Regions from separate parts of the Mus musculus genome. Here regions 1 and 3 are each linked to region 2. The links are chromatin loops, found by intact Hi-C in ENCODE. Cell type or tissue: left cerebral cortex. All regions are shown on one strand.

The links. A loop is a pair of places that touch in the nucleus more often than their neighbours do. Peaks named below come from ENCODE experiments on the same cell type or tissue, not always from the same donor. Only the 100,000 strongest peaks of a DNase experiment are listed, where the experiment ranks them.
Region 1: it touches region 2 in a loop (4-fold over the local background); 19 of 42 quality-filtered maps call a loop at or near these places.
Region 3: it touches region 2 in a loop (6-fold over the local background); 12 of 42 quality-filtered maps call a loop at or near these places.

What each region holds. Positions count from the first base shown.
Region 1 is chr11:114,733,849-114,741,848 of GRCm38, forward strand. Dnaic2 (dynein, axonemal, intermediate chain 2) reads left to right here. Exons shown (of 13, transcript NM_001034878.3): 3 at 680-841; 4 at 2,017-2,138; 5 at 4,768-4,910; 6 at 6,569-6,682. Among named protein-coding and RNA genes, the nearest start is that of Dnaic2, 10 kb to the left of the region's middle. In left cerebral cortex, CTCF peaks have their summits at 2,503 (motif pointing left) and 3,157 (motif pointing right); a DNase peak (open chromatin) is centred at 3,191.
Region 2 is chr11:114,669,240-114,677,239 of GRCm38, forward strand. Rpl38 (ribosomal protein L38) reads left to right here. Exons shown (of 4, transcript NM_001362918.1): 3 at 2,495-2,617; 4 at 3,026-3,094. The coding sequence ends at 3,051. Ttyh2 (tweety family member 2) reads left to right here and starts at 6,229. Exons shown (of 14, transcript NM_053273.2): 1 at 6,229-6,433. The coding sequence starts at 6,305. In left cerebral cortex, a CTCF peak has its summit at 3,643 (motif pointing right); DNase peaks (open chromatin) are centred at 139, 667, 1,386, 1,999 and 7 more places; H3K4me3 peaks cover 3,341 bases; H3K27ac peaks cover 3,816 bases.
Region 3 is chr11:114,792,515-114,800,514 of GRCm38, forward strand. It overlaps Btbd17 (BTB (POZ) domain containing 17), which reads right to left and starts at 3,378. Exons shown (of 3, transcript NM_028055.4): 1 at 3,250-3,378; 2 at 1,336-1,612; 3 at 1-8. The coding sequence starts at 3,334. It also overlaps a transcript of Gpr142 not described here. In left cerebral cortex, CTCF peaks have their summits at 3,153 (motif pointing left) and 7,392 (motif pointing right); DNase peaks (open chromatin) are centred at 722, 1,596, 2,841, 3,575 and 1 more place; H3K4me3 peaks cover 1,292 bases; H3K27ac peaks cover 2,638 bases.

The DNA.
Region 1 (8,000 bases), 65 kb after region 2:
ATCAAAAAGATTGGCCATACCTAGAACCAAAAGGCTCCTCCCAAGGGCTCTGGGGCCTTCGAGATGTTACTGGAGTCAGTCTGGGCATTTGGGCCTTCGGAGAGAACTATCCAAACGGGCTTAAGAAAAAGAGAGTGTTACATAGGCAATTCCCACTGGAATGGGTTGGGGTCCCAGGGACACGGAGTCCCCACGAAGTAAAGGATCAACCGGTGTTTCTGTCAGCCACACTGAAAATCATGTGACATGGGCTAACCCATCTTACCATGAATCACTTGATTCAGCCAAAACAGACTTTTCACAGTATCACGGGCACAAATGATCCTGATGAGCATGGCATAAAGAGCTGAATCACTGTTGATTTCCTGTCTCTGTAATGCTGAGGGACAGAAGTTTAGTCGCTGTTGATATGATATCTCCCAGGATAGATGTGTGGACTCCTGGGCCTATTTCAGGTAAAGATAGAACTAGGTTTCCCATGACCACCACTGTCCCCTGTAAGGCTTCCCAGATAGTGCTGTTGGGAACCAGATAGGGCCTCTTCACTTTGTGGCTTTGGTCAGGGCACCCCTTCTTCAGTTATCCCCGTAAGAGCTTAGAGTCCCAAGACCCAGGTTTGTAGAAATGGCTGAATGCTTAGCCTGGAGACAAATGTCGTCTCCCCTGTGCTTCTGTTTAGGCCAACACCGAGCGGTTCGAGATGGAGAGCTGTGGCGTTAATCATGTCGAGGGGGGCTGGCCCAAGGATGTGAACCCCCAGGAGCTGGAGCAGACCATCCGTTTCCGGAAGAAAGTGGAGAAGGATGAGAACTACATCAACGCCGTCATGCAGCTGGGCTCGGTTAGCCTCCCTCCGGCGCCCGCTGTCCCACGCCACTACCCCAGCTCGGACTGTACTCTGCAGGCTGTGTGCAGCCCTGTGTAGGCTCCTGTAGCTCTCAGCCAGGGAGGGAGAGACTCACTGCTTGACCATAGGGACCTATAGACAAATGAATTTAAGCAGGAGTCTAAAATGCTTGGAAGAGGGCTGGCAAGATGGCTGTGTTGGTAAAGGTCCATGACCTCAAGGCTGATCACTTGAAGTTCTAGAATCCTCATGATAGTAGGAGAGAGCTCACTCCTGTAAGTTGTCCTCTGACCTCCACACATGCACAGTGGTGAACATGTCCCCCTCCCTCCCATTAAACCCCAAGGCACACACACAACAACAATATGGGAAGCCTCTTGGGTAGAAGGCACCCTAGAAGAGCCCTGCCAGTCAGCCAGCAATGCTCCTTCATGCATTGAACTGAATTTCAATTCAGAGGCTACAAACTCAATCTTACATACCTCCTGCTCCCAAAATGTTTGCAACTCACGCCACAATTCCAAGACAGACAGACACACCGACTTCACCAGATACCGTTAAGAGACACTGTCAGAGACAGGAACACTCCCATTTGCCCCGTAAGGAGGAAATTTCCTGTTGAAGGGATTAAAGAAGGCTCCCAGTGTAAGGGTCTGAGAATCCCTGAAAGAAGACCCCAGACTCCATAGTATGCAAAGAGAAAGAGCATTTATTCTGCAGGAACATCCAGCATGTGGGGTCAACCATCCAAGCAAAATGGCGACCATGAGGGAAGCAGGCCCCTTTTAAAGCCAATTAGGGGTTCTCCAGTTGCGGTTGGGTCACCTTCCTCAGGATTGGTGGTGCTTATGGTATGAGATATTTGTACACTGTTGATTGGTTTGTACCACAAGGGAGAGAGGGTTGCTCCTGGCCAGATGTCAGGGCAGTTGCTGATTGGCTGCCCCCCTTTTTCTGTGGTTTTCCCAAGAATCCTGGGCTGTCCCTCTGTGGAATTAAAGCATAGGGATAACATGGTGGTCTGTTCTAATGTGCAGCGAGTTCGATCCTCTCATTGGAAGAGTGTTGGCCTTGGGCCAAACCTTGCTGAACATCAAAGATGACACAGGCGGGGTGGGGGTGGGACAGCTCTCTCACGGCTAAGGTTTCCTGGCTCGGCGTCTCCTCAGATCATGGAGCACTGCATCAAGCAGAACAACGCCATCGACATCTACGAGGAATACTTTGATGACGAGGAGGCCGTGGAGGTGACTGAAGAAGCCCCTTCGGCCAAGACCATCAATGTCTTCAGGTATGGCTAGAGAGAGGTGGCAGGTCCCCTAGACCTGAGTGACAGGTAACCTGCCAGGGGAGGATGCTGGGAACTCCTCTACAGGAATCTGATACCCTCTTCTGGCCTACACCAGGCACCAGGCATGCATGTGAACCTCCACCCCTGTACATACATACATACATGCATACATACATACATGCAGGCAACACACTCATACACATAAATAAACAAGCAAACAAACAAACCTCTTCAAAATTAATTGACTTTACGGGCTGGTGAGGTGACACAGTGGTTAAGAACACTGGCTGCTCTCCCAGAGGTCCTGAGTTCAATTCCCAGAACCCATCTAGAAAGGGGTCTGATGCCCTCTTCTGGCATGCAGGTGTATATGTACATACAGAGTACGACATGAAAACATACATCCATGAAAAATTATTTTTAAAAAATTGACTTTAGTTTTTCATATAGCTTTAGGCTTTCAGCAAAGTTGAGTAGAGAGAGCTGAGAGTTCTCAGATCCCTCCCTCCCTCCCTCCCTCCCTCCCTCCCCCCTCCCTCCCTGAGCACACAGGTCACACATCAGCACACATCAGGCCAGTGTGATATTTCACACACCTATGGTCCTAGAACTGTTAGGCTGATACAGGAGGATTGAAAGTTCTAGGCCAGTCTGGGTTACTTAGTGAAACTTGGGGGGGGGGGAGAGAGAGAGAGAGAGAGAGAGAGAGAGAGAGAGAGAAATCAAACATGGTGGCACACACCTATAATCTCAATCTCAGCACTTGAGAAGCTGAGGCAGGCCAGATCAGGGGTTCAAGGCCATTCTTAGACTCAGATACATAAGTAGTCTGAGCTTCTAAGACCCTGTCTTTAAAAAGGAAAGACAGACAGACAGACAGACAGACAGACAGAGTGAGGAAGGGAGGAAGGAAGGAAGGAAGGAAGGAAGGAAGGAAGGAAGGAAGGAAGGAAGGAAGGAAGGAAGGAAGGAAGGAAGGAAGACATGCAGAGGCCATGGTTTCCACTAGAGGGCACCCTTGGGCCTCATAATCTGTGGATTTGGACCAACAACACAGAGCCGGTTTCAACTGCCTTCTTTTTCCATTCTCCTGCCCTCCAACTCCTGGTTCCCACTGGCCTTTTTATCACCACCACCTCCTACGATCCGCACAGTGCCATACACTCTGTGGTGACCCCTTTCGTCTGGCTCCCTTCACTCACTCATGGGTTTGTATCTCTGAATCTTTTCTTCCCCTCCCTCCCCTCCTCCCTCTCCTCCCTCCCTAATTCTCTTTCTTTCTGAGACAGGCTGTCCGGAAGTTCAGGCTGGCCCAGGCTCACTATGGAGCTAACACTAGTCCCGAGTTCCTGATCCTTCTGTCTCTACTTCCCAAGTGCTGGGATCACAGCCCTTGTTTTACATAGGGCTTGGGATCAAACTCAGGGCTTCATGCACAGAGGCAAAGAGTCTAGCAAGAGGACTACATCCCCACCCCTCCCTTTTGTTAGGATTGGGGTCGGGCCGATAGGGGTGTGACAGGAATTTTGAGCTCCTTTTGTGGAGTAGTAACGAGGGGGTTGGATGTTCGCCTCTTCTGTGCTGACCGTCATGGACTCAGGCTCCCAGTCAAAACTTTCACCAGGTAAAAGTGTTTAAACCAGGCCAGTGCCAGGTGTGGTGGCGCACGCCTTTAATCCCAGCACTCGGGAGGCAGAGGCAGGCGGATTTCTGAGTTCGAGGACAGCCTGGTCTACAAAGTGAGTTCCAGGACAGCCAGGACTATACAGAGAAACCCTGTCTTGAAAAACCAAAAAACAATAAAAACAAAAAACAAACAAACAAACAAACAAACAAAAACCAGGCCAGCACGGTAGCGCATGCTCTTTGATCCCAGCTCTAGAGAAAGAGAGGCAGGCAGGTTTTTGTGAGTTCAAGTCCAGCCTGCTCTACAGAGGGAGTTTCAGACTAGCCAGAGCTACACAATGAGACCCTTCTTTAAAAGGGGGAGGGGGTGACTGTTAAACTAAAGCTCTTCAGGGTGACATGAAGTAGTGTCAGCCAAATACACAGAAACTGAGTTGGCAGTGTGGATGTGTGCCCAACATGTACCTAGCCTTGGGTTCCATCCCAGTACCTTATATACTGGATGTAGTGGTGGTGCATGCCTGTAATCTGGAGGCAGATGGATCAGAAGGCCAGCCTGGGGTACATGAGGTCTTGCCTCAAAATTAATTAATTAATTAATTAATTAATTAATTAATTAAAAGTTATCTCATAGATTTCACTCATTTGCCTCCTGTCTAATTCCTTGTACATACTAGGTCGAGTTAGAGACTGATTTTCTGTCTAAGGGAGTCTTGTCAACCTTGAGGTTTCTGTGGGGTTGGGGTTTGTTTTATTTGTTTGAGACAGGGTCTCTGTAGTCTAAGCTGGCCTCTGGAGTGGTGCTGCGGCACAGGCAGGAGCCCACTCCCACTCCCACCCCCACATCCCCGCTGTCCAGTTTCAACCTTGTAAAATCAATTTCTAAGTGAACGCAGTCACATAGACCCTACTTGGATTTTTTTTTTTTGAAAAGGAATCTGATAAACACCTACTTGGGGGGCCCTCCCCTCCATCCCCTGCTTTCCCTGCCTTTCCGCTCCAGGGACCCTCAGGAGATCAAGCGGACAGCTACACACCTCTCCTGGCACCCTGATGGCAACAGGAAGCTGGCAGTAGCCTATTCCTGCTTGAAGTTCCAGCGCGCACCCATGAGCATGAACTACGACTCCTACATCTGGGACCTGGGTGAGAAATGGGTGGTTCCACCCGCCAGAGAGGACTGAGGGAGGGCCAGGTCAGAGGCCAGCCAAACTTGGGGAGCTGAGGGTAGAAATAAGGGGTCAAAGACAACCTGCGGAGTGGGGCACCAGGGATAAGAGGAAAGCTCTTGTCTCTTCCCGTGTGGGAACAGGCAGGCACACCTCTACGGAGCCGAACCAGATCCAGAAAGTTCCTGTCCACTCTATGTTTGCCTCCTACACTGGGGATAGACTCCACGGCCTTGTGAATGTGGTCACATCCCACATCCCAGCCCAACTCCAACATCTGAGGCATTGAGAGCAGGATGCTTGGGATCTCAGATCCATGGATCCCCACACGAGGATTCCTACTTGACCATGAGAGGGCCCAAGCAGGGAAGAAAGCATCCCACCTTTCCTGGCACTTGCCTTGCATTCACGCAGACAGTGACAGGCCATTTTCTACAGGGAGCAATGGTAGGGACACTCGGTGTAGAGACACCACCACTCAGAACCGACAGTCTGCTCCTTTCTACAGCTCATTAAATTCTGACAGGAGGCCACCTTCACCCAGGGTGACTCCAGTTTCAGCCATGGTCCACAGACCTGACACTTCCACCTGGGTGGAAGGAATTGAGAGAGAATTAAAAAAAAATAGATGATATTGCTTGTGGGGAGAGCATGTGTGTTATGGTGCACATGTGGAGGTCAGGGGACAACTTTGTGGGGTCATTTCTCTTCTTCAACCTTTATGTGGGCTCTGAGGACTGAACTCAGGGTCACACCGGCCTTGGGCAGCAAGAGCTATCTTTCACCTGTTGGGCCAGCAAGATGGCCCCAAGAGCAGACTTTACGTAAAACCTCTGTGGGTCCACAGACTTGGATCTGGTGGAAGCAGGGAAGGAATCAAGAAAAGACAAACACAGACGCACACCGAAAAGCAGAGGTGGGGCAGTCTGGGCGCTCTGCTGGAGAAATCTCGGTATCCCGGAAGCTCAGCAGGTTGTGTATGAATTGAACAGAGACACATCGGGTCACTGGATACAGCTGAGCAAGGACACAGGGTTATCACACACACACACACACACACACACACACACACACACACACAAATGAGCTGGCAGGGTTATTATCTACCCCTGGACCACGGAGAGGGGGGTTTAGCTAATCTCTGTAGGAGTGATCTCTGCAGGGGAGCGGTCTTCAGACCACAGGTATATCTGGTAGGCATTCTCTGCACAGTCAACACTCGCTCTCAGTCCACTGAGGAAGGCTTTACCGTTTCCCTCTGAGCCTCACCCCAAAATGTCTGCAGGGGATGTGGGGGTGGAGTGAGGCTTTGCCGTTCCTCTAGGGCTCTGAGACTCTAGGGTCCTTGTCATGGCTGCACCTATGTCAACAGCACACAAATACACATCCACTCAGGGCTTCATCACTCTCTCTACACCTTAGGATCAAAATTTCACTTCACACAGAACCTGGGGAATGGTCTAGAGCTGAAATTCAGTATGTGAGTACGTACCCCAATCCCGATCGCCTCCGCCCCCCAATAAAACCACTAGCCAAGATTCAGGCAAAAGAGGCCAGAGGGAGGGGAAGGACCCTCTGCCGTTTCTCTCGTCCTTTGCTTAATGAACTGAAACTGACTGACCCTCTTCATTCTAGAAAACCCCAACCGACCTGAGATTGCCCTGAAGCCGTTGTCTCCTCTCGTCACCCTGGAGTACAACCCCAAGGATTCCCACGTGCTCCTAGGGGGCTGCTACAATGGGCAGATAGGTAAGGAGGACTCCGCACCACCACCCCCCGCCCCCCAGCAGCAGCTGGGGACACTGCTGACCGGCCCACTCCATCAGGGCTAACTAAGCCTGGACTTGGCAGGCAGATGAACCGTTTAGGAAGCTAATCACTGCAGTCGCCTAGGAGTCAGGATTAATGCTGGTAGTTTGGGCTGGCCTCCAGTCATAATCACTGAGGTAAGTCTAACAACAGGAAACAAGAAAGTTCTAAAAATAACGCAGGCCGGGGAGACGGTTCAGTGGGTAAGGGTGCCTGTCACCAAGCCTGACGACCTGAGTTGACCTGTGGGACCACCCACATAGTGGGCAGAGAGAACAGTCGTCCTCTGGCCCTCACATGTGTGCCACCTGCATGCGTGCAGCTACACGTGCACCCATGCATGATAAATAAATAAATAAATAAATAAAATGTAGAGTTTTTTTTTTTTTTTTTTTTTTTTTGCGATAGTTAGAATAAAGTCGAGCACCAGGGCCCACGATAGACAGATAGGGGCCCGCTGTGGAGTCCCCGTCTTGGGAGAGGTCTCTGGACAAAGTACACGGGATGATTGTGTGTGTGTGTGATGGGTACTGGTGTGTGACCATGAATACCTGAGTCAGAGGAATTGATTGTGGGTGATGCTGGGTTTGCACACAACGCAGTTGGTAAGTGTCGCCTCCTGTGTGCCCATCGCTGTGCCATGCACACGCAATGTCTGAGAAGAGAGACTTCAGGGAGCACTCCATCACGGTGGGGAAAGCACGGCAGCTAGAGGGGGTTGGTCCCTGGTGGGGGAAAGAGCTTCTCAAGCCAGGCCCACCAGGAAGCAGAGGGTTCAGGCAGAAAGTAAGGCTGCACCCCCTCAGCAGCATACTCAGGAGAGGGTCTCCTGGCTCTCCCTTTGTCTATGAGAGTACACAGTCAACAGGTCCAGCTGGGATAATCCTTTTGTAAGGGGGCACATCTTAATTCCCCACGATGGCTAGGAGGATGCAATGGGCTGGGTTACACACAACGGGCAGGAGGGGGCAGCTGTGTCACACTAGGGGCCCCATATATTTCCCTGCCATATTATTCATTGTCTGAGCCATAAAGACTGCAGCGAAGCTAATGCCATGACTTATTCAGTAGCCCTCCTCACTCATTATTCATGAGTCCTGTCAGTGGCTTTTCAAACTGGCTCAGAACAGCTCAGCTCAGGGGCCCTGTGACCATAGGACATCTGTGATCGCAGGAACCACCTGAAGCGCTGCTCTGCAGAGAAATGACTCAAATAAACACATCTGTGGACCCGGCCTGGCCAGGAGTAAAGGTCTCC
Region 2 (8,000 bases):
TGTCATTTACCAGTAACCTTCAGCTTCCAAATAAGCGAGTGCGAGGTGACGAGACAAAGCAGAGCCAGTGTGCTGGCCCAGGTCTGCCTGCTTAATCTCGGGCCGAGGCAAGAGAACTGAGCATCCAACGCTATCCTTGGCCTACATAGCAAGGCGCTTGCTTCTTCCTGCGCTGGGTTCGCTCCTGCTCGGCATGAGCTGAGATTCAGAGCCAGGCCTGGTGCACAGACTGCAGTCCCCGAATTCCGGAGGCAGGGACAAAGGGATGGGGAAATGCTAGGCTCTCCTTGGTTACATTGTCTCGAAAATAGATTAAAACAAGCAGGTTCAAAGTTGTTTGTCGGCTCCTGCTGCTTTCTGTATTGTTCTTTCATACACGAAGAGGGAATTGTCTGCTACTTAAAGGATGTTTGGGGAGGATGTGCCTAGCGAGAAACCTTGGGTGATGTTATCTTCCCATGGCAGCTAAAAAGAGGTCTGGTCTTCTACTGTGTGAGATAGCCCTATGGGCCTTCCTTTTCCTCCCCAGATCGGACTTATAAACATCAGATAATGAGCGGAAGTAGACCTAGGTGGGCAGGAAGAGCCTTTGCAAGGTCCTTAGGTGTACTCTGTCACGTCAGACAGGCTGTTGCCTCTGATGTGGTTGTCTGTGGGCCGGCGGCCACCGGCCTGGCGAATGTCTCCTGCTGGTGGGCACAGTGGGGTTTGCTGGTGTTTTCCATCCGGCCTGTAACATTTGGCACTGCCTTCTCAAGTCTCAGCTCGGCCACGGGCCACAGTTCTTTTCTCCTGTTTAACTTTAAGAGTGTGGAATCAGAGGTCATGCCTCCAGATTGCTGAGGTCAACCTAGCAGGCCTGTCAGTTCCTTAATTAGTTAAGAAAATGAATCAAGCGTATGGGTTAGGAGAAATGCCTTTGGACCCAATTTCTGGTGGGTTTGGTTTTGTTTTGTTTAGAAATAGGCTATATGGATCTGGAATAACATTGGCACTCACCTTGTAGCCCAAGCTGGCCTCAGATCTAGAGCTCAGGGAGTCTCTCTCCGCCTCCCAAGTGTTCGCGGATTGTAGACCTGGGCCGATATTTCTGACTTGTTTTCCCCCTTATGTTTTTGTTTATTGTATATGTGCACATGTGGAGGCCAGAGAGGATCTTGAGGGTGTTGGTTGTCCTATGGGGCAGATCTCAGGAACCAGACTGGGGTCATTGGGTTTGACACTGGCTGTCTTTACCCACCCAACTATTACACTGGCTTCTCTCTAACCTTGAACTTCCTGGGTCTCCTGGGGGCTGGTATTACAGATGTGTGGGAAGCCCTAGTCAGCGCTTCTTCTGTGTGGGGGCACCACATTGAGTTGGTGGACACTGGGCTGCTTGCACATTTTCTGTCAGCCTGACGCAGCATTTATTTTTGGATACTTACCCAGAAGTGGAGTCGCTATATGGCAGTTGGACAATGCCCAGGGGCTGAGACTGTGAGGGCCCCTACCTAGCATTCCTCGAGCTCTGGGCCGTTTCCCAGCACTGACCTAACTGGACAGGGAAGGGCACCACTTTAACCCCTGTGCTTTTGGTTGGAGGCAGAAGGATCAGAGAAGTTCAAGGTCCTCTGCCACACAGTGAGTTCAGGACCTGCCCGGATATGTGGAACCCTGTCTCAGACCTCACTCACCTCCAGAGAGGAGAGTTAGTATTCAGGAGTGCGATAATGGCTGGGGCAGCATAGGGTGCTGCCATCCATGTCTGGACTTGGTAAGATGGAAGCCAGAGTGACCAGTGCCTTGAGCACCAGTGCCTGGTGAAGGCTGTTCCAGCAGTAGTCAGAGGTGGAGTTGAGAGAACCTGTGCACGCAGATCACACACAGCTGTTCTGTGAGGTTAAGACCAAATGCCTGTCTCTGGTTAGGTGCTTGAGTCTGAAGCATTAGGCCCTTTGATGCTTTATAGAGCCCTTACTACTGCTGCAGAGTTTGGTTCCCAGCATCCTTCCGCTCTAATCTGCCTGTAGCAGTGACGACCTCTTCTGCACCCAGGCATCTGCACCCACGTGCCAGTGCCCACACACGGGCATGCGTTTACACATAACTATAAAATAAGAGCCAGGTTCCACAAAAGTGTAAGAGGTGCTTCCCTGCACACTGGAATGGAGCATCCTAAAAGCCATCCTGTGCATCCAGTGTCCTTGTATGGAGAATTGGTTGCCAGAAGTGGAAGGCTGGAAAATTATTAACCAGAGAAGATAACTCATTTCTTTCCTCTATAGGCTATCCTTTTAGAAAGGTCATGGGTCATTCTAGAATGTTCTGCGGTGCTGTGTTTAGTGTATTGAGTGCAGGTTTTGTGTGCATGCGCAAATGAATTGAGTAACCCCAAGACTCACTGAGCAGAGGGAAGTCTGAGGTGGCGGTGACTGAAAATTCCAGCCACTTAAGAACATGACCTGTGTGATTCTGCACCAGTTCTCATCCTTAATTGTGGTTTCCTTGGCAGCTGTCAAGATCAAGAAGAACAAGGATAATGTGAAGTTCAAGGTTCGCTGCAGCAGGTACCTTTACACCCTGGTTATCACAGACAAGGAAAAGGCAGAGAAGCTGAAGCAGTCCCTACCCCCGGGTGAGTACGCCTGAGGGAGAATAGTGGCATGGGCAGCATTAGGGGAGCCACTTTGTGGTGACTGTGAGGTGTCTGCCATGACTGAGTTTCTTAGGTTCTATCTGATCCCAGAAATGGCTTCCTTGGTCCCAGGCAGATTATAATCTATTTAATTCTCAAAAGGACCTACTCTGAGTCAGGCAGTGGTGGCGCATGCCTGTAATCCCAGCACTTGGGTGGCAGAGGCAGGCCGATTTCTGAGTTAAAGGACAGCCAGGGCTACACACAGAAACCCTGTCTCGAAAAACCAAAACAAAAGAACTGGTTGATCTGATTGACAATCCTGGGTTTGCAGAGGGAAGGGCCTTGTAATGCGCCCTGGTAGCTCCGGAAGGAGTCATGTCAACCATCAATCTTTTCTTTCCCCAGGTTTGGCAGTGAAGGATCTGAAATGAACCAGCCCTCTGCGTGTGACTATTAAAAACCCTGAAAAGTGTTTTGTGTGTCCTCAGTCTCTGGTGGGGAAGTGGTAGTGCTGTTGAGATAGTGCCACCTTCTGCAGCCCACATCTTCAACTGGGATCTCAGTGGTTGAATCGCCTTCCTTTTAGCCTACGTTTGGGGAAACTTTAATACCCTGGGAAGGCAATTGGAAGAGCTTGCTCTTCATGGAGGGGAGCTGGTGTATACTCCCAAGGCTTGGAAGTGGGCCTTGAGATGGGTCACCTGAGATGAATGTGGGAGAGGGAGAAGCTGCCAGATGAGCCGTCCTTGGAGCCCCTGGATGCAAGAGTGTTCCATTCTGTAAGACTGGAATGTGAAGTCAAGAAAGCATGGGCTTCCGCTGTGAATGCTGAAGAAAGGATGGTTTCTGTGGGGTTGCCTTACCATGGACTGCAGAGTGGGCAGGGGTGGGGGATCCGAGCCTCTGGGCACTGCATCGCACCCGGTACACATACATGCATACAAGCAAACAACATGACAATTTTCAAGAATTAAAAAGGGACAGGCAAAGTCAAAGCCACTGGGCCTGCCACCAGGTGGCACTCTACCGCAGTAAGTAAACCCCGTAACTGAGGAGGGGGTTGTTTTGAGATAGCACATGCATCCCAGGTGCTGACTTTGAGTCCACCCTGCCCCCACCTCCTGAGTGCTGGGACCATAGGTGTGCAGTGCCCAATTTAATGTACTGCTACTGGGAGTGCTTTCTGCTTTTAGGAAATGTACTGCAGCAGGCTGAGCTAGATGCTTAAACAAGCAGGTTGTAACCAGAAGTAAAGATCTTTCTGGAAGAGGTTTTTGCATATGCTGTGAGCTTTTTGGGGAGGCATGGGTTTTGTTTACCCCGGGGAGTGGGTGGGATGGGAGTGTGGTTGCCTGGGATTCCCAAGGGAGACAGTTTACAGCTTTGGGTGTTTTGTTTTTGTCCCCAGTTCATTTCTCAAAGGCTCCCTCTGGCTCCTAGGAGACTGACTTTGTCTGGCCTTGTGGTCTGCTGAAGGCACTTTTTCATGCAGCGCCTCCTACCCTGCCAATCCTGAGTCACTTAGGGTGTGCTTCTGCGGTCCAGGCTGGCTCCAGAGACTGAATAATGTCTTTGTGCCTTCAGGTGATGGGCTCACCAAGGCTGAGGGCCCAGCCTGCTCTTCAGTAGTACACTCCTGGTTGGCTTCCCTCACCTCTGCGTCAGCACACATCTGGAATGCCCTGGCACTGAGCTCTCCCTTGGTGGCCATGTATTTATTACTACTCCCTCTGACTCTGCACCAGGTTCAAAATTAACAGGGAAGTGAGCAGAGGCATCCTGGGGTCACTGAGGGCAGGTGTGCGGGACACCGGGCAGCACCTCCCTGCCCTCGGGATTCTGGCTAAGGCTGTATCTCTTGCCTGTGACTGAGGTTCAAGAGGGGCCTCTGGGAAGTTGCTTCACATTTCTCTGCTTGGCTACAGGGGTCTACATCAGGTCCTAAGGCTGAGGGCACCTAAGTCAGCCCTGTGCTTCAACTGCCCTCACTTCCCTTACAAGGTTCAGGCCAGCCTGGGCTACATTGTTCCAGGAAATCAGGACTATAGCAAGACCTGTCTTACTAGAAAAGACTGGGTGTAGGCCTATAAGTCTTAGCTGTACAGGGATGTGGGCTTTTCAAGTCCACAGAACATTTCCATCAACTCAGAAGCCGCTCCCCGACCCTGGCCACTGGGAAGCAGCCACAGCCCAGCCCGGCCCTTGCACTGCAGATCTTGGGGTTTCCTGACTGGATTCCCTTTCTCCCCTGCCCATTAGTCCCTCACCCCACAAGATTTCTACCCACCATGGAATCCTCTGGAGACATCAGCCTAACTGTTCCCTGTGGAGGCACCCCCCAAGCTAGCCACCCTCATGCCAGCTCAGGACAAAAGCACTGGACGTGTTTATAATCACCGAGGTTTAGAGCCTCCCCTCCCTACTAAACACGTGGAAAGACAGGAAACTGGAAAGAGACTTTGCTCATCACTAGGTGTCCTAGGCTCGGGAGGATTCCTAGACAATCCTGGACTAGCGAGACATCTGTGAGAACAAGGTGGGTTAGGGGGTTGATGGTGCCTCGGCTGTCCGGGGCAGATGTAGCAGCCAGGCTCTAGCAACTATAGAACAGAGCTGACTGTGAGAAGTCCTAGCGGCCAGGGAGCAGGGAAGCACTCCTAGCAAGGTTCTTTGATAGAGCAAGAGTGCCTGTTTTAGGGGCACCACAGCACCTAGTTAGAAATTCTCCCTGCCCTCTCTGGGGTCTCCTTTCCTTCCTCTGCCTGCAGCACTAAGCATCCTCCCTCCAGCTGGCTCCCCAGCGCTGTGCCCAACCAAGCCTGGCCCTGACTTGGCTCTCGAGTTTGCCACCTAACGTGTTGACTGGTACCTGCCCACCACCTACCTCCTGCTTAAGACCCTTGTGCAAGCCGGGCGGTGGTGGCGCACGCCTTTAATCCCAGCACTTGGGAGGCAGAGACAGGCGGATTTCTGAGTTCGAGGCCAGCCTGGTCTACAAAGTGAGTTCCAGGACAGCCAGGACTACAGAGAAACCCTGTCTCGAAAAACCAAAAAAAAAAAAAAAAAAAAAAAAAAAAAAAAGACCCTTGTGCTCCCAGCTTCAAGGCCAGGCTGCTCTACATAATGAGTTCCAGGACAGAAAGCATAGTGAGGCCCAGTCTGGGGAATAATTAATAATAATAATAGTAATAGTAGAATGAATTAGGGACTAGCCCAGCCTCCTAGGTAATGATTACTAATTATCCACTGGCTCTTTAGTCTTTTTTTCAAAATCTTGCCTTTTTTTTAAGATCAGGTCTCACATAGCCCAGGCTGGCCTCCAACTCATAACAGACCTGAGGAAGACCTTTGAATTCTTGATCCTTCTGCCTTACCATCCTAAGGCACGCACCATCAAACCTGGGCCACTATTCTGATGTTGATAGCAAGGATCAGGGCATGTTTTTGAGCCCAATTTCTGGAGTGGGTGTGTGTGTCCAGGAATTGGCTCAAGAGGAGGGGTGGGGCAGGGCCCGAGGTGGGGGCGGGACCTGAGCAGAGCCTCGTGCATGGTGGGGCGTGTCCTCGCCTAGGGCTGGATATGGGGCGGGGTTTAGGCGAGGCGGGGCCGGGTCGCTTCCGAGCCGGGTAGTGGTGGTAGCGGCGTTGGCAGGGGCAGTGGACCCGCTGCAGCTTGTGCAAGCCATGCCGGCGGCGCGAGTGGAGTACATCGCGCCCTGGTGGGTCGTGTGGCTGCACAGCGTTCCGCACCTCGGCCTGCGCCTGCAGCGAGTAGACAGCACCTTCAGCCCCGGCGACGAAACTTACCAGGAGGTAAGCCCATGAGCCGAGCCACGGAGAGGGACCCTTAGAGTGAGAGCCAGAGCCGGCCTGCGCTCGCCCAGGTCCCACTCCTTTCTCTCTTGCCTCGGCATCCCGCGCTCTCCGCGCTTCTCAGACCCCCTTGGTCCCCATTTGGGCCCTCTCAGCTCTCCCGGGTTCCTTGGCCGGGACGCTCGACCTAGCTGGAAATCTCGGAGTTGGTAAAGCTGGAAACACTGGGGAAGAAGAGGAAGGACGCGGAGGCTGCGCTCGGGTGGCGGGGGCTGAGCCTTCCAAAGACTTACAGTGGGGGTGGGGCATCTGAATCGGCGTGACTGGCGGCCGAGGTGTGTGGGTGCTTAGAGGTGCTGCAAAGTTCCCCTTCTGAGACTCCCGACACCAGACGATTTCTCTCCCGGCCCTGATGGCCTGAGAAAAAGTTTAGGCAGAAACCGACTTGAGTCTCCGGAGTCCTTTGCGCTCCTTTCCCCAGCCCCAGCCCCAGCCTGAAGGGTAGCAGCCACTGCCAATACCTCTGCCTTGGCTTCTTCACAAAGGCTGCGGGGCTGAAAGAAGCGGCGTGGGTGACTAATCTCTTGGATGCCAAAACCCCACAGCTGTTGGAGTCCAGGATGGAAGGTGGCTTCAGATCCACCCCGTCTCGCACCACGTCCAGCATCTACCCCGTCTGTTCTGGTGTTCCTTCCCTATAAACTTCTAGGCTCTGAAATTCTGAGGTCTTGGTTCCCGGGCCAGCTACCCTCCTTATCTTTATACTTCTTAACTGTCCCTGATGAAGGGGGACGTTCCCTTGCGGGTTTGGAGGTCAGGTCCAGGCTTCTGACCTCCTTTCCAGACCCTGCAACGGTCTCTCAGCAGATCTCAGCCGCGGTTAAACCCACGGCGGCCTCTGCGGCCCGGCTGAGTCAGTTCCCTCTGCTGGGTCAAAGATTCAGGGGCTGAGGCGACTTGGGAGGAGGCCCATTATTAGTTCAGAGCACTGTGCTCATGTTGGACTTTGACCTGCAGTGGTTGGCACGGTGTCCTAATCTCCATAGTGGGGCATCTGGCTGAGCAGGGCTTCTCTAGACTGCCCAGGAGTGGCTTCTTGTCCTCCCAGATTGTCCTCGTTCTGAGGCCAGGGGCTCCCGAACCGTGTGCTGTGCTCTGCCCAAGAAGAGCCAGTACCCCAGAGTCTAATTATAACTTTCAATGGCTCTACTACTTGCGGGCTTGGGCTGTTGGTTTCTGTTCTTCTGGGAGGATGGGACCCCCTTTGTGCTACTGGAGGCACTGTCAGCCCTAGGCACTGCAGCCGCCCCCGCCCCCCCCCACCCCCGACCCCCCTCGCCCCCCCAGTCTTGTCTGGCCCTGGAAGGAAGACTTGTTCCCTGAGGCCTGGTGGCTACTGGCAAAGCACCAGGGAGTCTTCCTTCAGCTAATGCTTAAAAGGGGACGGATATGGTTTCCGAACAGCTGTGTTGGGGGTGTGGAGAGAGCCCTGGGTCCCAACCATATTTTCTCCTCTCTCCTGGAAGAAATCTAGCCCCTCAGCTGGGTCAAGGGACCTCTGGCTTGG
Region 3 (8,000 bases), 120 kb after region 2:
ACAAATACCTGGAAGGGAATTGGAGAGGGGCCCGCTGAGAGGGCACAGCAGTTAAGAGCACTTGTCCAGAGCACCAGAGTTCGGGCTCCAGAGTCCACATTGGGTGCCTTGGAAACCATCTGTAACTCCAGCCTTCTTCTGGCTGGAGCAGGGTACCCATTTACATGTGGCATACACTCATACAGACACACATGCTAATAATATGATTTAAAAAATTAGAGATAGGAAGATCGGCGGGACTGAGTATTGTCAAGGCCACCCACACTACCCTTGCAAGTTTCCCCAGAACCCAAAGGGGACACAGCCATTTTTGTAAGAAACAAACAGGATGAATGGACCTTGAGGCTTCCTATGTTTTCTTCTTAAGTTCCCTCCTGGCCTGTTCAGACATCTTTAGCTTCTGGTGCTGTGAAAATCACATGTATTTACTAAGCATCTACTTCATAGCTAACTCTAAGCTCAAACCATAAGAGGCCGCCAGTAACCTTGGTATCCACACAGTCTGGATTTAGATGCCTATCTGACTTCCTCCTTGCTGCTAGAGAAGGCAAGTCCTTTAATTTAGGAATCCCAAGATGCCTAAGAAAGGGGAAGAGCCCACCTCCAGAATGTTGTCACTGTGAGAGGCTCAGAAAAAATCTCGTTACACAGCACACAGGCAACCCAGGCTACTTCCTGTTCCCTGTCGGCTTCTCTTTGCTTAGGCTTTTCAGCTGTCTGGATTCCCTCTCCCTCTCAGCCATTTTACTGTCCCTGGCTCTCTTACAGTGCTGCCCACCCCCTTGCCTCATTCTTCCTGACAGTCCCACTGGCACACAGCACCCCGCTTGGCTCTATGTGAAACCCTTCTGTTTTATCCCTCTTCCTGTTGCCTGGAACTTGGGGGTGTTGTCTGGAATCCTGCAGCCACCTTGTCTGAGCCCTTAGAGCGGGGTTACCTCCTTAGAGCATTTTACAGTCTTTCCCTATGCAAGAAGGAGAGAGGTGACCGAGCCTGTTGACCTTTCTGCTCCTTAGCCCTGTGGTTTCAAAGTCTTGTGGCCATTGAAGACACTTGGGACCAACTAAGAATCTGTTGATTCTATCAGTGCTCTTGGCTGGGTTTGGAAGTAGCTCAGAAGGGACTCCCAAAGGCCAGAAAGGGACACAGGCCACAACAGGGAGGGCATCGGAAGGAGGGATAAAGGAAGCCTGTGTTGTATGTCATGCTAGGACTTTTGAAAGTCGATATAATAACCAGTAAGGCCAGACTTCTGCGCCCCTGAAGGTGGAGAGACAGGGAGCCACGGACAGGATGCAGGACAGGATGCAGGACGGTGCCCTTCCCCTATGTACCTGATGAACTTGTCAAAGACAGCAGCACAGTCCCGGGACTCCCGCAGCATAACCTCACTCTGGTTGCTCAGCAGCTCCCGGAACAGCTCACTGTGCAGCCCCAGCAACAGGCGATGGGTGTGGAAGGCTCGGACCTCGTCGGTGCCCACAGCCTGGACCCGCAGGATGACATCACTGGCATTGCCCTGGCGCAGCAGGTCCTGCAGTCGCTGGAGCAGCATGTGGGAGTGGTTGATGGCGGTGCCTGCTGCCTCCCCACCCACATCGGCTCTCTGAGCTGCAGCAGGAAGGGACATGGCAGAGCCTGAGAGGGCACCCGGCCTGGTGCTTCCAGCTAAGACTGCAGAGGGACCTACTGGTGGCACGGTGGCACTGTGTGGGAGAAGGGTGGGGAGCCTACATGAGTGTCCACAAGCTAGCTCATGCTGAGTGAGCATGTTGGCCCCAGGCAGACTTGGGGTACGTTCTTAGCAGAATATGTTCGGGTCAGGCAGAAGTCGTGGACTAGTTAATGTTTCTGTGAACCTATTGATGTCCATGGCACTTGGTCCCCAGGGGGAGGGTGACAAAACCGGTCAGAGGTGGCACAGCCTTGGGTACTGAGAACTTACGTGGCTGCCATGTGGCATTGAATGAACCTAACCCAGTTCTCATACTCAGGAAAGCTCAAGGGGGCAGAACAGACACATAGTAAATACACACAGGAAAGGGTGGGGAGTTCAAGGCCAGCCTGGACTCCATAGCCAGTACTAGATCAAGTGTTAAGCACACACACACACACACACACACACACACACACACACACACACACACACAAATCAATTTTAAAAATAAATAAATGCACAAGTGAGCAGCCTGGAACCAGCCAGAGACAAAGGAATACAGCCAGCCCTAAAGACCTGGGCGGGAATGACCAGGTGGAGCTCAGGGCCAGGGACAGCAGGCATAGCGTTTCTTTCTGTCTTTGTTTGTTTGTTTGTTCTCTTTTTAGTTTTTTGAGATGGGGTCTCTTATAGTTCAGGCTAGCCTTGAATTCATGATTAGCTGAGGTTGGGCTTGAACTCTTGATCCTTCTCCCTCCTCCATCCTTTGTGCTGGGATTACAGGATTGCATCACCACTCCACAATGAGGAGCACTGCCCCGGCCCTACTCGGTGAGACAGTAAGGGACCCAATGAAGTAACTTGGGTGAACAGTGAAGGAATAGGATTCCAGGGGTAACAGTGTTGAAGCTAGCATCTCCCTTCCAGGGAGGCCTGTTTCTTGTGTTCTCAGGGCAGCTCTGGGGTCAGATAGGGACACATGCTGAGTTATAGAAAAGACACCCCCCTAGACTGAGCAGTGCAGTGAGCCTTGCAAACTGGGAAAAGCAGGCGGTTAATAGTCTGACAATTGCAGAAGGGCACCAGCAGGCAGCTCTTGTGTACACACACACACACACACACACACAGAGTGGGCACAGGGCCTATGTGTGGATCGTTGAAAGGAAGGCTCACAAGAGTGAGCATCTGTGTGTGGGAGAGGGAGACCCAGCAGGGGAGAGAGGGAGCAGCTGCTGGTGGTGAATTTCCCAGCCCCGCCTCCTAGCCCCGCCTCCCCAGCTGTCACTCCGAAAGACCTAAATGCTGATGGCGTTCTCTTGCAGCCTCTGCCTGGACCCAGCTGTCGGAGACAATGAACAATAGAGGGTCTTTTTGTCATTAAGACTCCTGCCTGCTGCCCAGCCTCTTTCCCTGGAAGGCTATGTGCCCCTTTCTCTCTGTCTTTGGAGAGGTCCAGTCTCTCCGTGTTCTCTGGGGCTGGCTGGCTGGCTCCACCTCCTGGCCAGCTCTATGTAGCTCCTAGCAGAAGTTCCTGCCCCCAACCCTTACCTTTTTCCTTACCAGGCACCTGATCCCCGTACTTTCCACTCACCTGCACGAGTGACCAGTCCCACCAAGGCCAGAATAGCCCAGAAGCTGCCCCAGGACCCAGGCTTGCAGGAACCTTTTCTAAGCATCTTTGTGCTCTGTCCCTAAGTCCACTGGAGGGACAGTCAAGTCCAGAGCACTCCGATCCCATCCCTCCTCCTTATATAGGATCCAGCAAGGGGACAGTACCCGCTTCCCTCCTAACCTCCCTCCCCCTACCAGTCTCTGCCATGGATTGGTTGAAGCTGGTCCCTGCTGTTGCCTAGGCAACTACTTAAGCCAGAGTGTGGCAGCCCCAGGGGCTATTGTGTTGGCCTGGGCCCCCAAGGGGAACAGATCCGGACACCCTCCTCCCCCACCTCTTCAGACAACCCAGCAAAGCTAGCTGTTCCTCTCCCGGGAAGTTTTAAGCTCTCTGAAGGGCAAGCAAAGGGCTTCAGGACCCCTGGCAGTCACCAACCCTTAGGGCCCCAGCCCCCAGGCCCAGCCTCCATCCTGGCACAGAGCATACTTGGCAGTGTCCTGGTGAGCTGGCTACAAAGGGAGAGCCTGGAAGAGGCAGGGAAGAGCTGGCTCAGGGCTCTATTCCTCCCCCACCCCCATTTTAGGGTGGGCCAGTCATCCAGAGGGGAGGATAAGGACCTTTAATAGGGGTATGGGGTAATGAGAATTATTCTCATGCCGTTTGTTTCAGAAAGTTCCCGTCATGCTCTGGGGAGGGTGACAGGCCTTTAGAAAAGCTACAGAGGGACCGACTATCTCACACCAGGGACACTGTACTATGGCCCTTGCTCTAGGAACACAGCCTGTTTCTCTACCAAGACAGCCCAAGTCTTTAGTTCAAGCCTATGCATGGCCCATCATTTCAAGGTTCCCCTCCCTGGAAGGTGCCTTCCACCAGCTTCTACCTAAATTCCAGCCTTTCCCTTCCCAAAGTTCCAAGAAGGCGTGTAACAAACCTAGCACCATAGTCCATGTGTAGGGAAATTGAGGCAGGGAGCTAGATTGCAGTCTCAGCTAGATAGTACAGAGAACTGTCCTAAAACAAAGGCAATGGAGAAGGGGAGGGTGGGCTGTGGAGTCCTGTATATGTGTGTTCATGTCTGTGTGGGTGATGCATATGTCTGTGTGTACATGTGTTTATATGCATGTGTCTTTGCATTTGTGTGTATGTGTGCATGTGTGTATACACGTGTGTACGTGTGTATGTGTACACACGTAGGGGGCATTGTGGTGCATATGTGTGTGTGTGTGTGTGTGTGTGTATGCATGTGTGTGTTGAGACCTCACCTTTACATAGAATCAACAGGAATTTTTTCCCACTTCCTTACGAGAGGGACCCCCTTAAGGCTGAAACATGGAAGTCAGAGGATCCTGGGAAATCTGGGTTTCTCAGAGGCCAGACCCTGCTCTGGAGATGGGCTGGAACTTCTTGCCCTGGCTCTTTGGATCCCAGGAGCTAGCTTCATGCATTGAGTTCCATCTCTTTCCGGTGCAAAGACCCAACAGCGTCACCTCCTCCTGGAGCCACAGAGAAAGCAAAAACTGGGTCTGGCACCAATGTTGTCTGGGTTGGCAGAATCAGCTGTCCGGCTTAGCAGAAACGCCTCCCAGCTGACTGAACTCTCACGCCTGCTCTTCCTTGTTCAGAGGCACCATGGTCCCTCCAGTGGCTGTCCGTCTACCCGTCCCTTAAACTGTACAACACCTAGGTTCAATTGAGGCAGACAGAGCCTATGTGGGACAGGGCTGTCCAGCCAATGAGGCAGTGTCACTCCCAGGCACAATGCCCATCAACAGGAATGATTGTTGCTCAGTAAGCGTGCGTCAGCCCCGTTCTTGGAGACCCCCATTAGACTCTCTTGATGCCTGGTCTACCTGCACTGGCATCTCCCATGTTCCTCTAAGGACCTAGAATTCCCAAGGGCAGGACTGAACATTCTGTTTCCTAAGCAAACCAACAGATTGTTATAGATACTCAGAATTATGATCTATGATTGACATTTCAAGTGTGATGGACCAGGAGGTCCCAGGCTACCAAGAAGACCTCCCACTCCCCATCTCTGACAGACTCTTCCCATGATTCCAACTTCCCTCATCCCTGCCTCTCTTCTAATGATTTAAAAACTGACTTGCTGAATAAAGTTCCCATTGCTACAGTGTGTGCAAGCGTGTGCTATATGTGTGCATGTGTGTGCTATATATTTATACATATCTGTGGTAGGGGGTGTCTTGAGACCGGATATGTACAGAAGAGTGCTCTCAGCCTGCACAGTCTTCAAGGTGACACAAGGACAATACCACATTTTATTCCCTGCCATCCATCCCACCACCCCATGGTCTAGAAGCTCTATCACTCCTTGAGCACAAGTCTAAAGATCTTGCAAGCAAGAACAGTCCCCAGAGAGGAGCCAGCGGACTGTGACTTCCTGCCCAGGGTGTGTATGCACTGTCTAAGGAACTTGTTTATGCTCAGCAAGGACAGGCACAGCATGGGCATAAATGTCCATATACTCAGGGTAGCTCTTCTTGGAAGCTAGGTCAACCCCAATAAACGATCTCCATGTAACAAGGTATCTCAAGAGGGTCTAGAAGCAACTGTAAACTTCCATAGTCATGGGTAGGAAGGGAGAGTTTCTGAATCACAAAGGCAAAGAGCAGACGCTAGACACTGACCCTGAGGGAACATGGAGGAGAGGTGGACCTAAGGCCCAGCCTGCCCCTACCTAGCAGCCTCCTTACACTCATAAAGTCTTCTGACCAGTCATGAAAGGCTCACTTCGCTGGGGAATTGGTTCCAGGCTCAATACACCCAGTGGACCCACTAAAGATTAAAGAAAGATCTGGTGAGACAGAAGCAGGAGGAGCAGGAATTCAGGGTCAGCCTCTGCTATACAGAGAGCTCAGGGCCAGCCTAGGCTATAAGAGATTGGGCTCAAAATGGTAGAGGATCACCCTAAAGTTGCTCATATGCTGTGGATGGCTCACAGTGGCACCACTTCTCTCCTGTTCACCCCTGATCACGCCCTTCCCCATCCAACACAGCCGGCCACCTGATCCACAGACCTCTCTCCCATGGAGCTGCAGCTTACAGTGGCCTCTATTCCCAAGAACATTGTGTGAAGGAGTGAAATAGAACAGTCCTGGGGGAGACAACAGGAGGAATGCACCTGAATTCAAATCCCAACAGCTACATCTGTGACGCCTACCAACATGCTGATCTTCTATGGTCCTTGTCTCCTCATGTGTTAACAAAAGGTAGGCAGTTGGGCTGGTGAGATGGCTCAGTGGGTAAGAGCACCCGACTGCTCTTCCGAAGGTCCAGAGTTCAAATCCCAGCAACCACATGGTGGCTCACAACCATCTGTAACAAGATCTGACTCCCTCTTCTGGAGTGTCTGAAGACAGCTACAGTGTACTTACATATATTAATAATAAAATAAATCTTAAAAAAAAAAAAGGTAGACAGTTAGCTAAATGGGCCTGCCATAAGTTAAGGATGAGCAATGGAGGGACAAGCAGATATTGGGCCCATGGATGCTTCCTCCAGGTAGTGCTGGATGGATGAACTGGTGATAGCAAAAGATGTTGAGGACCAGGAAGATCAAGGCATGTTGCTGTTGGATGACAACATCTTTCACAGCCAGGTCATTAGCTGCATGCCTATGGGCACAGTCCCTTCCTTTGGGCTATCAATGGCCCATCCTGGCCACTGACATAGATACAATGTAAGAAGAAACTCCCCTCTCCAAGAACAGGAAACATTGTAGCTGGATTTGGCTACTTTGTGGATTCTTGTTTCTTCTACCCTTTGAAACCCTCACCCAACACCAGATAAGAGAGAAAAAAGGATAGAGGAAAGAGATCCATGAACAAAGTCAAAGATTAGAGAGGGGCAACATAATTGTTAGACTACTTCCTGTTGATTAGTGGCATCAAGTTCCTTGGGGTAAGTTTGATCTTTGCTGTCAGGATATCTAACTTCTTCTTGTTGTTTCTTCTTTGTACACAACTACTGAACACACCAAGAACAACATCCACCAGCAACTCTCTACCTCTCAGGGCTCTAGCTTTTTTTTTTTTTTTTTTAAGATTTATTTATTTATTATATGTAAGTACACTGTAGCTGTCTTTAGACACTCCAGAAGAGGGCGCCAGATCTCATTACGGATGGTTGTGAGCCATCATGTGGTTGCCTGGAATTGAACTCGGGACCTTCAGAAGAGCAGTCAATGCTCTTAACCGCTGAGCCATCTCTCCAGCCCCAGCCCTAGCTTTTCTGAAAAGTCCTCAGAATCCCAAACATCACACAATTGCAGAAACTATCTGCTGCTGGCAAATTCATGCCTCTGCTAGAGCACGAGGCAAATCATAGTCAGCTGATATGAACAATCTGAAACAGCCTCATATCCCACACCTGGGATTAAAACAAAAACATGTAATAGTTCTACACAGGATATGTACCTACTGATGACATGGTAGCCCTAACTCTGCCACCACCTATGCCCAGTCAGGTACTGCTATTCCCTGGCATGTCAGTGTTGACATTGCTGTCCCCATGGTTATAGATCTTGCAGATCCCAGTTCTTGTTTTGTGTAGCTCAATGCTAGGACAAGCATGACATCTCCTGTGGGGTATGAAGGGTCCTGGAATCCACACATCCCTGAATTATAGCATTTTCTGTCTAGAAAGCTACATCTTCACCTTGAAGACTCCAAGGCAATGAAAAAAATTTTTTTTCTTATTTATATGTA